Regions from separate parts of the Homo sapiens genome. Here regions 1, 3 and 4 are each linked to region 2. A link is a contact called in ENCODE Hi-C or POLR2A ChIA-PET data. All regions are on one chromosome and are shown on one strand. The core of a region is the stretch at or near the end of the contact, and the rest is flanking DNA. Distances in the headings are between cores, read along the strand shown.

Evidence for each region. A loop is a pair of places that touch in the nucleus more often than their neighbours do. ChIA-PET counts read pairs that join two places held with the same protein, here RNA polymerase II (POLR2A). Pooled maps may share reads with other maps.
Region 1: a map of B cell shows a loop between it and region 2 (23-fold over the local background). The contact joins the promoter of DDX60L here to the promoter of TMEM192 in region 2. A Hi-C loop is called at or near these places in 2 of 168 maps with a recorded cell type or tissue (B cell and naive thymus-derived CD4-positive, alpha-beta T cell) and 11 of 50 pooled maps. POLR2A ChIA-PET finds 5 or more read pairs at or near these places in 1 of 52 experiments (activated CD8-positive, alpha-beta memory T cell).
Region 3: a loop to region 2 is called in a map of CD8-positive, alpha-beta T cell, with 8 times the contacts of the local background. The contact joins the promoter of CLCN3 here to the promoter of TMEM192 in region 2. A Hi-C loop is called at or near these places in 3 of 168 maps with a recorded cell type or tissue (CD8-positive, alpha-beta T cell and naive thymus-derived CD4-positive, alpha-beta T cell) and 11 of 50 pooled maps. POLR2A ChIA-PET finds 5 or more read pairs at or near these places in 1 of 52 experiments (activated B cell).
Region 4: a map of B cell shows a loop between it and region 2 (11-fold over the local background). The contact joins the promoter of MFAP3L here to the promoter of TMEM192 in region 2. A Hi-C loop is called at or near these places in 4 of 168 maps with a recorded cell type or tissue (B cell, CD4-positive, alpha-beta T cell, CD4-positive, alpha-beta memory T cell and 1 more) and 9 of 50 pooled maps.

Annotation. Positions count from the first base shown.
Region 1 is chr4:168,479,129-168,481,841 of GRCh38, forward strand. DDX60L (DExD/H-box 60 like) reads right to left here and starts at 1,364. Exons shown (of 38, transcript NM_001012967.3): 1 at 1,249-1,364. RefSeq lists an enhancer at 1,383-1,622.
Region 2 is chr4:165,111,610-165,114,342 of GRCh38, forward strand. It overlaps TMEM192 (transmembrane protein 192), which reads right to left and starts at 1,251. Exons shown (of 6, transcript NM_001100389.2): 1 at 1,138-1,251. The coding sequence starts at 1,164. RefSeq lists enhancers at 527-766, 1,547-1,606 and silencers at 797-1,056, 1,225-1,423.
Region 3 is chr4:169,619,220-169,621,919 of GRCh38, forward strand. CLCN3 (chloride voltage-gated channel 3) reads left to right here and starts at 1,359. Exons shown (of 13, transcript NM_001829.4): 1 at 1,359-1,844. RefSeq lists enhancers at 537-606, 1,167-1,216, 1,287-1,516, 1,707-1,816.
Region 4 is chr4:170,025,022-170,027,721 of GRCh38, forward strand. It overlaps MFAP3L (microfibril associated protein 3 like), which reads right to left and starts at 1,374. Exons shown (of 3, transcript NM_021647.8): 1 at 1,213-1,374. RefSeq lists silencers at 1,182-1,271, 1,352-1,751, 2,210-2,279 and enhancers at 1,751-2,470, 2,460-2,599.

The DNA.
Region 1 (2,713 bases), core at 114-2,613, 3.4 Mb after region 2:
TGGATGGATGGATGGATGGATGGATGGATGGATGGATAGAGAGATAGGAGCTATAGACAAAAACTTGTCTCTTTGTAGAGTATCAGGAAGGATTCACACTAAACTATCCCCAATATCTTTGGGATAGAAGGCGAAGAGCCTTGGAAGCATAACTCACCCTCATTTATTTTAGTACCCTCAACTCTCAGCACCTGAGTTCCACCAAACTTCAAACTGCAAATCTTAGATTGAATGGTATGTTACTGTTTTCAGGAGAACACTCGAAATCATGAAGGTCTGTATGTCGTTGATGTTATGGTTTGGACTTCTTATTGTGTCTTTAAAGGACTTGCTTCTGTTTGGTTCTGACCGCTTTTTCTAGCAGTCATTAGGAGCTTTCATAATCCTTAAGGCCCCATCACGGATGATGTCAGCTTCTTTGATTATGGAAAACCTTGAGAAGTTTATTATAAATTTATCAATGTAACTTTGTAAACAAAAGAGAAGCGGGAAAAAAGAACAAAGTACCTTTCCAGAGAAATAGTAAAACCTTATTTCCGCTATTAAGAGCTTAAATCCGGCCGGGCGCGGTGGCTCACGCCTGTAATCCCAGCACTTTGGGCGGCCTAGGCGGGCGGGTCACGAGGTCAGGAGATCGAGACCATCCTGGCCTAACATGGTGAAACCCCGTCTCTACTAAAAATAAAAAATAAAAAATAAAAAAAAATTAGCCGGGCGTGGTGGCGGGTGCCTGTAGTCCCAGCTACTCGGGAGGTTGAGGCAGGAGAATAGCGTGAACCCGGAAGGTGGAGGTTGCAGTGAGCAGAGATAACGCCACTGCACTCCAGCCTGGGCGACAGAGCGAGACTGACTCAAAAAAAAAAAAAAAAAAAAAGCTTAAATACAAGACGGAAAAAAGGGAAGCGGCTTGCTGCCTGTCAATGTCCAGGTTCGAATGGCTGTGCTCAGATGTGGTGACCCTTACTTTCTCCTCAGCACCCCAGATCCCCAGGCCCCCTCGGGTGCAGAGGACCCGTTAAATGCCTGAGCACTCTCCTCTCTCACGGTGGTTGTCCCTCTTCCCTACCTCTCCGCGAAGCTGCCGCCCGAGCCCAGTGGGCGCCCCAGCTTCCCTCGCCCGGCGCGCACGAAGCCACCAGGCCACCTCCCCGCCCGGTCCATCTGGATGTTGAAGGAATCCTAGAACCCCCGCGGGACAGCTCCGCTCCAGGGTCCCTAGCGACACCCGACGTCACCCGCAATCCTCACCCCGGCCGCCGAACCTGCTAGGTCCAAAGAGCTTCGGAGCTGCACGCCCCGCGGGGAGGAGGTGGAGCAGAGGAGACCGAGCGCAGAGCCTGGCGTCGGACTGGGCGCTCTGAGCCACACAGCAGCCAGCGCCTGAGTTTTTATCTAGGGAGTTAGTTTCGGTTTCTTTTCTCCACCGCGAGGCCTTTTCGATTTCCGCAGTTTTCTGGAGGTAGAATATAGGTCTGCATTGGTTTACTCTGAGAATCTTAGGGAAGTAATAGTAGAAGCGATGATATGCTATCTGGGACATGCATGTAATTGTAAAGGGAAAGAAAGCAGAGAAATCTGGGACTCTAAACAAGGAATTGAGGCTGAGAGTAAATGCAGCACGCTAAGCACTATGAAAGTCTGCGGTGAGGTGTGGCGTTTTTCTTTTCTGGCAAGGTACTGGACAGGCAAAAATGGAGTAAAAAAGGATTAGGGGCTTTGAGTTTCTGTCCTAAGAAGTTCATTTTATGAAAAATTTCCAATAGTATAACTGTCCAGTGTGAACATTTGAAAGACCAATCATCTATCACAGAGAATTTAAATTGAGAAGAAGAATGCTCTTTAGTTTTGTCATCAAGCTCATTAATGTTTGAAATTCGAGTTTCAACCCCAGCCCATCATGGTCTTTAGTGCTCCAGACGCTTAATTCCATGACGTTATGCATGTGCAGAATATATTGAGATTCAAGGTGGTGGTGAGGGTGCCCCAGTAACGGCATGGGGTAATAAATGGAGAGAAATCGAAACCGGAAGTTCTGTCTTCAAGAAAAGGAAAGGGTGGAAGTGACTTGTTCACAATAGAAAGAGCCCAGAAGAACAAAGTTTTTTCTCAGACTCTGGAATATAAAGTGGCTTCGAAAAGGAGGTGAAAACATTGCTCACTTCTGTCAGGATTTTTCTTTAATTTTATGTTTGGTTGAAAATAGTTATGATTCTCTTTCTCAATGAGGATGACATTGAGAAAGAACCTGAAATGACTCATGATTAAGTCATGAGTTCATCTCAGATGAATTCCTCTCTAGCATCTGATACTGGACCTTTGTATCATAAGAATGCATTTGCTAGCAGCAGAAAATTGGGCTTTGCTGTAAAAGCATTCATTGAGCTTTTTATGTGCCAGGCAATAGGCTAAGCCCTTAACATGTATTATCACATTAAATCTCACAGAAATCCCATGAGCAACTTTACTGTTGCTATTTTATGGATGAGGTAAATAAGGCTTAGAGAATTCAATTACTTGTCGATGACCCTACAGGTAGTTAATGGTAGCCAAGACTTCAAAATTTAATTCCAAAGATAATATCTACAATATTCTCTGTATATATTATCTCATTCCAGTTCTTTTAAATACTACAGTGTCATTATTCCTCCCCCAAAGCACATACAATTTAATGGGGATTTCCTCTTTTGGTTGTAGAAGTGGGCCCTACATGTTC
Region 2 (2,733 bases), core at 1-2,500:
ATTTTGCTTTAAATATATATGAGTCTCAAATCTACTTACAGGTCTTACAGTTAATTTTCCATTTTCTCAACTGGAAAAAATAGAAAATTTTAGTTTCATTAGAAATTGTTTGGTCTTTATTTCATCAAGATTATTTAACTGGTTACTGCACAAGAATCTAAGCTACCGTAATGCTGGAACTGTTTCATGTTTCTCTTCCTTTTCCTGATGCAGTTCATTCAGTGATAGGATCACAGTAATATTCCTACTAATTTATTAACCCAAATTAGTGCTTTACAGTAACTGTCAACTTTGCATTTCTCAAGAGCAAAAATTTTATTACTTGCCAGTGGAAAATCCAGTTAACTCTCAGCATACATACATGTTTCTCCTAAAAACACCTTACGATACTGAAGCAAAGAAATAAGATTTTTGTAATTATGCTACCATTCTGTACTATACACGCTGTAAACTAGGCCACTGGTTTTTTGTTTTTTTGTTTTTGTTTTTGTTTTGGTAATCTGGTTTGAATCTATCAAAGATTTAAAAACCTTTGTATTCCTACCATGCTAGATTCAAAACAACACATGACACTTTTTCTCTCGTGTGGGTTTCCAGGCCATGATAGCGACAGGTCTGCGGGACGCTGGCGCCCGGCCCGAGCGTCGTTGTCACTCCAAGTCCACAGCCTCTAGAGCCAAGGCAAGGGACCTCACCAGGAAGGGAGATTCGCCCCCTGTGCCCCTGGGACGTCCGAGCGGAACCCATCGGCCCGGCTCCCGGAGACTCGCGGGGAGGAAGGGCTGTCAGGCCAGGCGCGCATCACGTGAAGCTGCCAGTTCCGGGATCAAAGACGTACCCCGCACGTGGGCTGGGCGCCAGCCTGGGACCCCCGGGGGCCGCGCGCCCACCGCCCAGGAGCCCACCCCAGCCTCCACTGGGAAAATTAGCCCGGAGCCAACGTGTCGCGGATCCCACAGCCGCCTGGAGCCCTCCCAAAGCCCCGCGCCCAGGCCTCCCCGGGCACAGGCGGCGCCCCCTTCGGCCGCGGCCGCAGTCGCCAAGGGTGGCTTCCCTCTCTGAGTCTCCGCCCCGTGCGCCCCGGCACAAGAAAAAGCGGATTCCGGGGCCAACCGCCCGCCGCCTCCGTGCACTCACGTCCTCCATCCTGCCCCCCGCCGCCATTTCCCGACGCCGGAGGCCGAAGCCCTGGCCAGCCCGGCCTCTCCACCTGGACCTGTAAGCCTCTGGCCGCGAAACTCGCCACCTTCTGGGACCTGCCAGGCCCCTCCCCAGACACACCCCCTCCTGCGTCCGCCCCGCCTCCGGCTGGCCCGATCCCCGCCCCCTTAGCTCCGATTGGCTGAGATGGTGGGAGGGGTGTGCCGGCCCAGAAGACCTGGACTGTGGGCGGTGGCTACCGCCTGAACCACCTCGGTTCCTGGGGCTTCTGGCCGCAGCCCCTCGGTGCGCTCTTACCCAGAGACTTGAGCATTTAAGGATGCCTTCCTAGTCCAAGAATTTAACTATTTTCGGGCTCCACTTGCATATTTTAAGAACATTAACTTTTTTCGGTCTTGCCTGGTTGTTTGCAGACACAGCTCTACGCCTAGGTAGAACCAGCGGTAAAATCCTACTCCGCCAGCAGAGGGACAGGAGCAGAATAAAGATTCCAATTTCCATGACATATTTACAGATTTCTCCAATGGGAAACAAAGCAGTTCGGAATGCTTACGGCGTTCGTTTATTAAGACAGAGTCTCGCTCTGTCGCCCACGCTGGAGTGCCCTAGCACGACCTCGGCTCACTGCAGCCTCGAATTCTTGGCCTCCTGGCCAGTTCTCCCACCTCAGCCTCTCAAAGTACTGAGATTACAGGCGTGAGCCACTGGGCCCTTGTTTCTTTTAAAATTGAATTTCAAAAAGAGAAAAAACTTCAATGACATTTTCTAAAAAGCTCATGATTGTAAAAATGTAAGCAAACAAGGAAAGAAATTTTCTGTTACCAGCTCCCGGAGAGAACTTTGATATCAGTTAGAATATATACACTCATACATTTTTTTGGTGGGGCGGCGGAGACGGAGTCTCGCTCTGTCGCCCAGGCTGGAATGCAGTGGTGCAATCTCGGCTCCCAGGTTCAAGCCATTCTCCTGCCTCAGCCCCCTGAGTAGCTAGGATTACAGGCGCGTGCCACCAAGCCTGGCTATTTTTGTATTTTAGTAGAGACAGGGTTTAGCCATGTTGGTCAGGCTGGTCTGGAACTCCTGAGGTCAGGTGACTCGCCCGCCTCGGCCTCCCAAAGTGCTGGGATTACAAGTTTAGCCACCGCGTCTTGCCCACTTTCATACATTCTAATGCTTATTTGTACATTGAGTATAGTGTGATCCAGTTTAGGATGTGTGAGATAAAACTACGCAAATGTTAGTGAAGGAAGAGATGGTGTAAGACTCCACGTGATCTTCTTTTTTCTTTTTCTTTTTTTTCTCGTAGAGACAAGGTCTCACTATGTTGCCCAGGCTGGTCTCATAATCCTGAGATTCTATGAATTATTTATCACAAGCCTTTTCTAGACGTGCAAATTTTCTTCTCTGCATTTTATTTTGAAAATTTTCAAGCCTACAGAAATGTTGAAAGATTAATACAATGAACATCCATGTACCCCTCACACTTGATTCATTAGTTGTTCATTTTTTGTCTTGGTTGCTCTGTGTGTGGGTGTGTGTGTTCACATACTTTTTTTTTTTTTTTTTTTTTTG
Region 3 (2,700 bases), core at 109-2,608, 4.5 Mb after region 2:
CAACAGTGTCCCAGGTAAGAGAAAATCGTGCTTGGGTATTTCCATAGTTCTACAAACTCTACCTGGATAAAAGTAATGAAAGAGGTCCTAAGAAGCTTGACCGCACTGTGATCACCACCATGGGCACTATACCAGCTCTGAAGCCCAGAACTGTCTTTGAGAATATTCAATGCTGCCCTAGAAGAAATAGGAGAACAAAACTCACGTGTTCCTAGCCTGCAAAACAGTCGGTGGAGCACGTATATGTAAAAATAGAAAAGGCTGGCAAGACCAGGTCATATTTAATATTCATGAGGCACAAGATATACAACACGCACTTAATATTCATTAATCAGTATATATTCATAATATACTAAATATACAGGAGATATTAAACGTTCACGGGTCTTAATTCTGCCACCCAGTGGAGACACTCAAAAGTGATCTCGCCAAAGAAATGCAAAACCTGTACCTGCCCACCAGGCTATTAGCATGCTACTGCTGTGGCCACCATTCTTTCACTGCATCGCCCTGCCCTGCATCGGAATATAGCACCTTGAACACGGGATCAGGTTTACTGAATTCTGTGACCCACGCTGGGAGCTCAATAAATGTTTGCTAAACGGAAATGAACCCAATTCAGACCGTGTAGAAACCCCAGATTATATCTTTTCTCCAAACATTCAATTTCCAAGCAGTATTTTTGAAAATGCGTGATGGCTAAATTCGAGTTATCCTTTTTGTATGTATGTTAGGCACACAACCGGCGATGACATACAAGGCGAGGTGACACCACTGCACTCCCAGCCCGCACGTCACCTATAAGCACAGGGGGCTTTTGGTGCTGGTTTATTTTTGAAGGCTGGTACTTCTCTTCGATCTAAGTTTTAGGAACCTGTGCTCGTCGACGGCTGCCAATACTTTTTATTTTCAAGGCTGACGCTCGCCAGAGTTTCACAAGCTGCTCCCGGACGCTGTGGTCTCTCGCTAGAGTGGATCCGAACTCTGCGTGACGCTGGGAACGGCCAGCGTCTGTTGCCTCACGAAAACATCTCCCACAAGGTGGCCGCCTCGCGCGAGGTCAGCAGCAGGGCAAACAGGGATGCGTGAGTGACTGACGTGAGCTAATCGCTAATGACAGGCTTCACAGCCCCGGCGGCCCTCAGAGCCAGGCACCTCGCACCCCTCCTCCTCCTCGAGACCCAGTCCCGGCCCGCCCACCGTTCCCACGCCGCCCAATAGGCGCCGACGCTACTCAGCGAGTGGCCGGAGGAGGAGGTGTTGGGACGGCCGGACGCTGAACGGCCGTTCACGTCAACGTAGTGACGTCACGCGTCGACGCTGGGGCGTACCTTTCGGGCTCCTGACTCCTGCCGCTTCTCTTCCCCTTCCGTGGGTCAGGGCCGGTCCGGTCCGGAACCTGCAGCCCCTTTCCCAGTGTTCTAGTTCGCCCGTGACCCGGAATAATGAGCAAGGAGGGTGTGGTGGGTTGAAAGCCATCCTACTTTACTCCCGAGTTAGAGCATGGATTCAGTTTTAGTCTTAAGGGGGAAGTGAGATTGGAGATTTTTATTTTTAATTTTGGGCAGAAGCAGGTTGACTCTAGGGATCTCCAGAGCGAGAGGATTTAACTTCATGTTGCTCCCGTGTTTGAAGGAGGACAATAAAAGTCCCACCGGGCAAAATTTTCGTAACCTCTGCGGTAGAAAACGTCAGGTATCTTTTAAATCGCGATAGTTTTCGCTGTGTCAGGCTTTCTTCGGTGGAGCTCCGAGGGTAGCTAGGTTCTAGGTTTGAAACAGATGCAGAATCCAAAGGCAGCGCAAAAAACAGCCACCGATTTTGCTATGTCTCTGAGCTGCGAGGTGAGTTGCATTGTATGAGCGAAGAGTTGTCAGCTCTCCTGTTCACAGATTTTGGGTCAACTGTGAGGCCACAGCGCTCATCTTGGTTTCTCTTACAATGTACCTACATAATGTTGAAAGGTACATCGTGAATTGGGATGCTAACCCATCCTGATTAGGTATATACCCTCAGACATTCTTTAAAATTTCACACATCTGCTTCAGGAACCGTCGAAGGACCTCTGAATAAAATGGAAGTGGGTTCCAGGAGAAGATTAACTTTAAACTTAGAGGAGTGGGTTTTACTTTCGCTAAATTTTCCCCAATTTAAAAATAATATTCAGTTTTTCTATCTTTAGATATATATGTATGTAAAATATTTTTTGTGTATATATATTTGTGGTTTGATCTTAAACTTGACCAGAAACTGCCTTAGAATCTCAGAAATTGACTTTGCATGTGGTATGCTTTGTTTGTATGGCATTTTAAAACTGCGGAGCATATAGAAGATAATTACATATGCATTGTGCATATTAGAAACTGAGATTTCTGTTTCCTTTAGAAAGAAATTCCTGTTCATGGAATTGAATCAACAGCGACCATACCTTTTACACAGATATATAATTCAAAAGTTCAGTTCTACAAACGTAAACTTTTGGAGCTATGCAGTTCAGTTACTGCAGCATCATTGTGGCTTGTATAATTGTTGAATCTTTCCAGAAATGCTTTTACTTTCATCTTTAAAGAGTTAATTTAGAAGATTTTTTTTTATGAGGTCGGTATGGAAATAACTGCGTCCCTTTGTGAGTCACTACAAAATAATATTTGTTCAGTTCAGGAGTACATATGGGAGTTAAAGTGCTTGTGTATAAATTGT
Region 4 (2,700 bases), core at 124-2,623, 4.9 Mb after region 2:
AACTAGTTCCCACTAGAACAGGATTGTTTATCTTGCCCCTATTAGATACAATAATCCTAATAGTGTTAATGGTACTAAATGTTTTAGGAATAAACAACTGTAGAAACCACACTGGGACCTACAAATTGCACTTTCTGTGTAAGTAAAATGTCAGAAGAACTACACTGTTATAACTTACGGTCTCATGAAACGACATTTTTTTCCATCTTGTATTTCATCTTGAAGGATTTTACTATGTTCAGCATAGTAGCAACTGAAAAAAATGTGTTTCATCTAGAAACAAAAGTGAGAAAACTACAAAAAACACTGAGCTTCTGCAATGCTCGGTTTCCAAGTTTTTAACATTAAATCGAAGATAACGCAAAATAAAGATTGCCACAGTAACCAAACTTTTCTGCTAAGTATCCTTAAAAATAATGACAGTTCGATCGTATCTTAACTGTTTTCTACAATGTGAGCAGATAATACACCTACAAACCTTTTTTTGCTACCTTGCTTTATAAAGCTTGCAAGTTTTTTTTTCAGGGCTGGAGAAGACAGCTTAATGATCAAGCTTAAAATAAATCGGTTCTGCAATCACTCTGTATTTTAATCCGATGAAGCACGTTTCCCCATTCCACGCCATGAAGCAATTCGATGTCAACTTGTTATGGAGTCAAATGCGACAAACTCCGAGAGCTTCAGTAGCGAGGCGGCGGCTCGCAGCACCCACAGCCGCCCGCACTCCTGCGGCATCAGGACACGGCGCCCTCCCGACGCGGAACCCGCATTCACGTTCTCCGGAGCCCTGGCCAGCGCACGCTCCTCCCTGTCCGGGTAAACTGAGGCACAGCGATGAGAGAGATCCAGAGCCCAGCGAAAGCCCCCACGGCTGTTCGGCGTCCCCTTCCCCCACGACACCTAGGAGGCTCGCCGGCAGCTGGCAGTGGATTCCGCGCTCCTCGCCCTCGGAAGGTTACGGTTCGAGCCCAGGATGCGGCAGTCCCCAAACGGCCAGCCCCCGCCCCGCACGGATCTCGAAGCATCCTGCGACCCCCTGGAGCCCGCTGCCCGGACCCTGCGGCGTCTCGCAGCGCAGCCTCCGCCGCAGTCTCAGCCAGCCCAAACACCCGAAAGTTCGGCGGCCCCGGCGCCGACTCGGCCGCCGACCCGGTGCGGGGCTGGCTCCCACCCGTGCCCCTCCGCCCCGGCCCGCCGGGGGCCCCCGCTAACCTGACACCGCCGCGCCACTCAGGTGGCCGCCGTGCACCCCTCGCCATGGCCAGCCCGACAGCGGCCGCTGCGCCGCACTCTGCGCCGGACGCCCGGTAGCGCCTACTGCGGGCGAGCCGCCTCCGCCGGCGCCTCACAGCGTTGCGAGCTGCGCCGCCGGCTGCCGGGAGCGCGGAGCTTCCCACCTACAGGAGCCTGGGCCGGCCGGGGCCGAGCATGCCCAGTGCGGCTCGCCGGGCGGCGCGGAGGCGCGGGTGTAGCCGCCGGGTTTTCGCGGCAGCCGCGGGCGGGGGCAGCGGGGCGGGCGGTGCGGCGCGAGCCAGTCGGTGCTGCGGAGCGGCCCCGCGGAGGAGCCACCGGAGGCTGTAGTTGCCGGGGAGTCCCGCATTCAGTCCGCTCAGCCTCTGGGCCGGGCCTCGGCGGCCCCCAGAGCCCCACACCCGCAGGCCCAGGGCCTCCGCGGCAGCGCGGGACTCTCACTCCGCTCTCTCTCCCGCCCGGGGCTTCCACCGCAACTTCTGTGGGCGTCGCATCGCACGCGTGTTCAAGGACACCCAGGAAAAGGCTTCTTAGGGTCCCATCCTGGGGCGCTAAATGGGAACCAGTCAACCCACCCCCAAGCCTACCCTGTCTCCTTGCAATCAAATGCAATCACGAGCAAACCACCTTGCTTCCGAAAGCTTCTCAGGCCTTCCCGGGCGACTGCGCTGTAAGTCTTAAACGTCTCTTAAAGCAAAGTCCACAGATGGAAGAGTCTGGAAAAAAACCCAGCGGGCCGTTCCCTGGTGACTTTCTGAGTGGTGGGGTTCCAGGAATTTTTTTTTCATTTTCTTTAAAAATATTATTTGTAATTTCCACGTTTTTTCTAATGAACCATAAGTTGATTTTTTAATTAAAAAGTAGAGTACTCTAAAATTATTAAGTACCTACAGAAGTTTCGCTACACGATCCTGCAATGTTAGTGGCTTCTTCTCCTCCTTATCTCCCTTTTTTTTTTTTTTTTTTTAATTTTAAAAGAGAACAGAGACTCTCAATTTCTGGGGCGGGACCAGGCTCCTTCCCCCGGCTTTTTAGTGCCCGCCCTCTTGGCCACACCCCACTCCGGCCTTTTTACTCCCGTACCGCCCTCTTCCCGGTGGGTTGCTGCGAAAACCCGGAAAGGTGGACTTTCCACATTGACGCTCCCGGCGGCTCCGGCAGCCAGACTGGGCATGTTCCGCCGCCGGGTCAGGCATTGCTGTGCCAAGAGAGGAGCTTTAGCAACTCTCAGTCTCTCTGCTCCTCTCTGTTCCTGGCAAACTGGCAAAGTAGTGCCTCTGACCCCACGCCCCGAGGTCGGACCTGCAGAAGTGGGTCAGGACCCGACTGAGCATGCTCCGGGCAGTGCCAGGCTGCCGCACGCGGCTGCATCTGGTTGCCCAAGGTTGATGTAGCCGCGGTCTCTCGTCACGACATCGAAGCTCGGGAAACGGATGGAAGCAGGGCTCT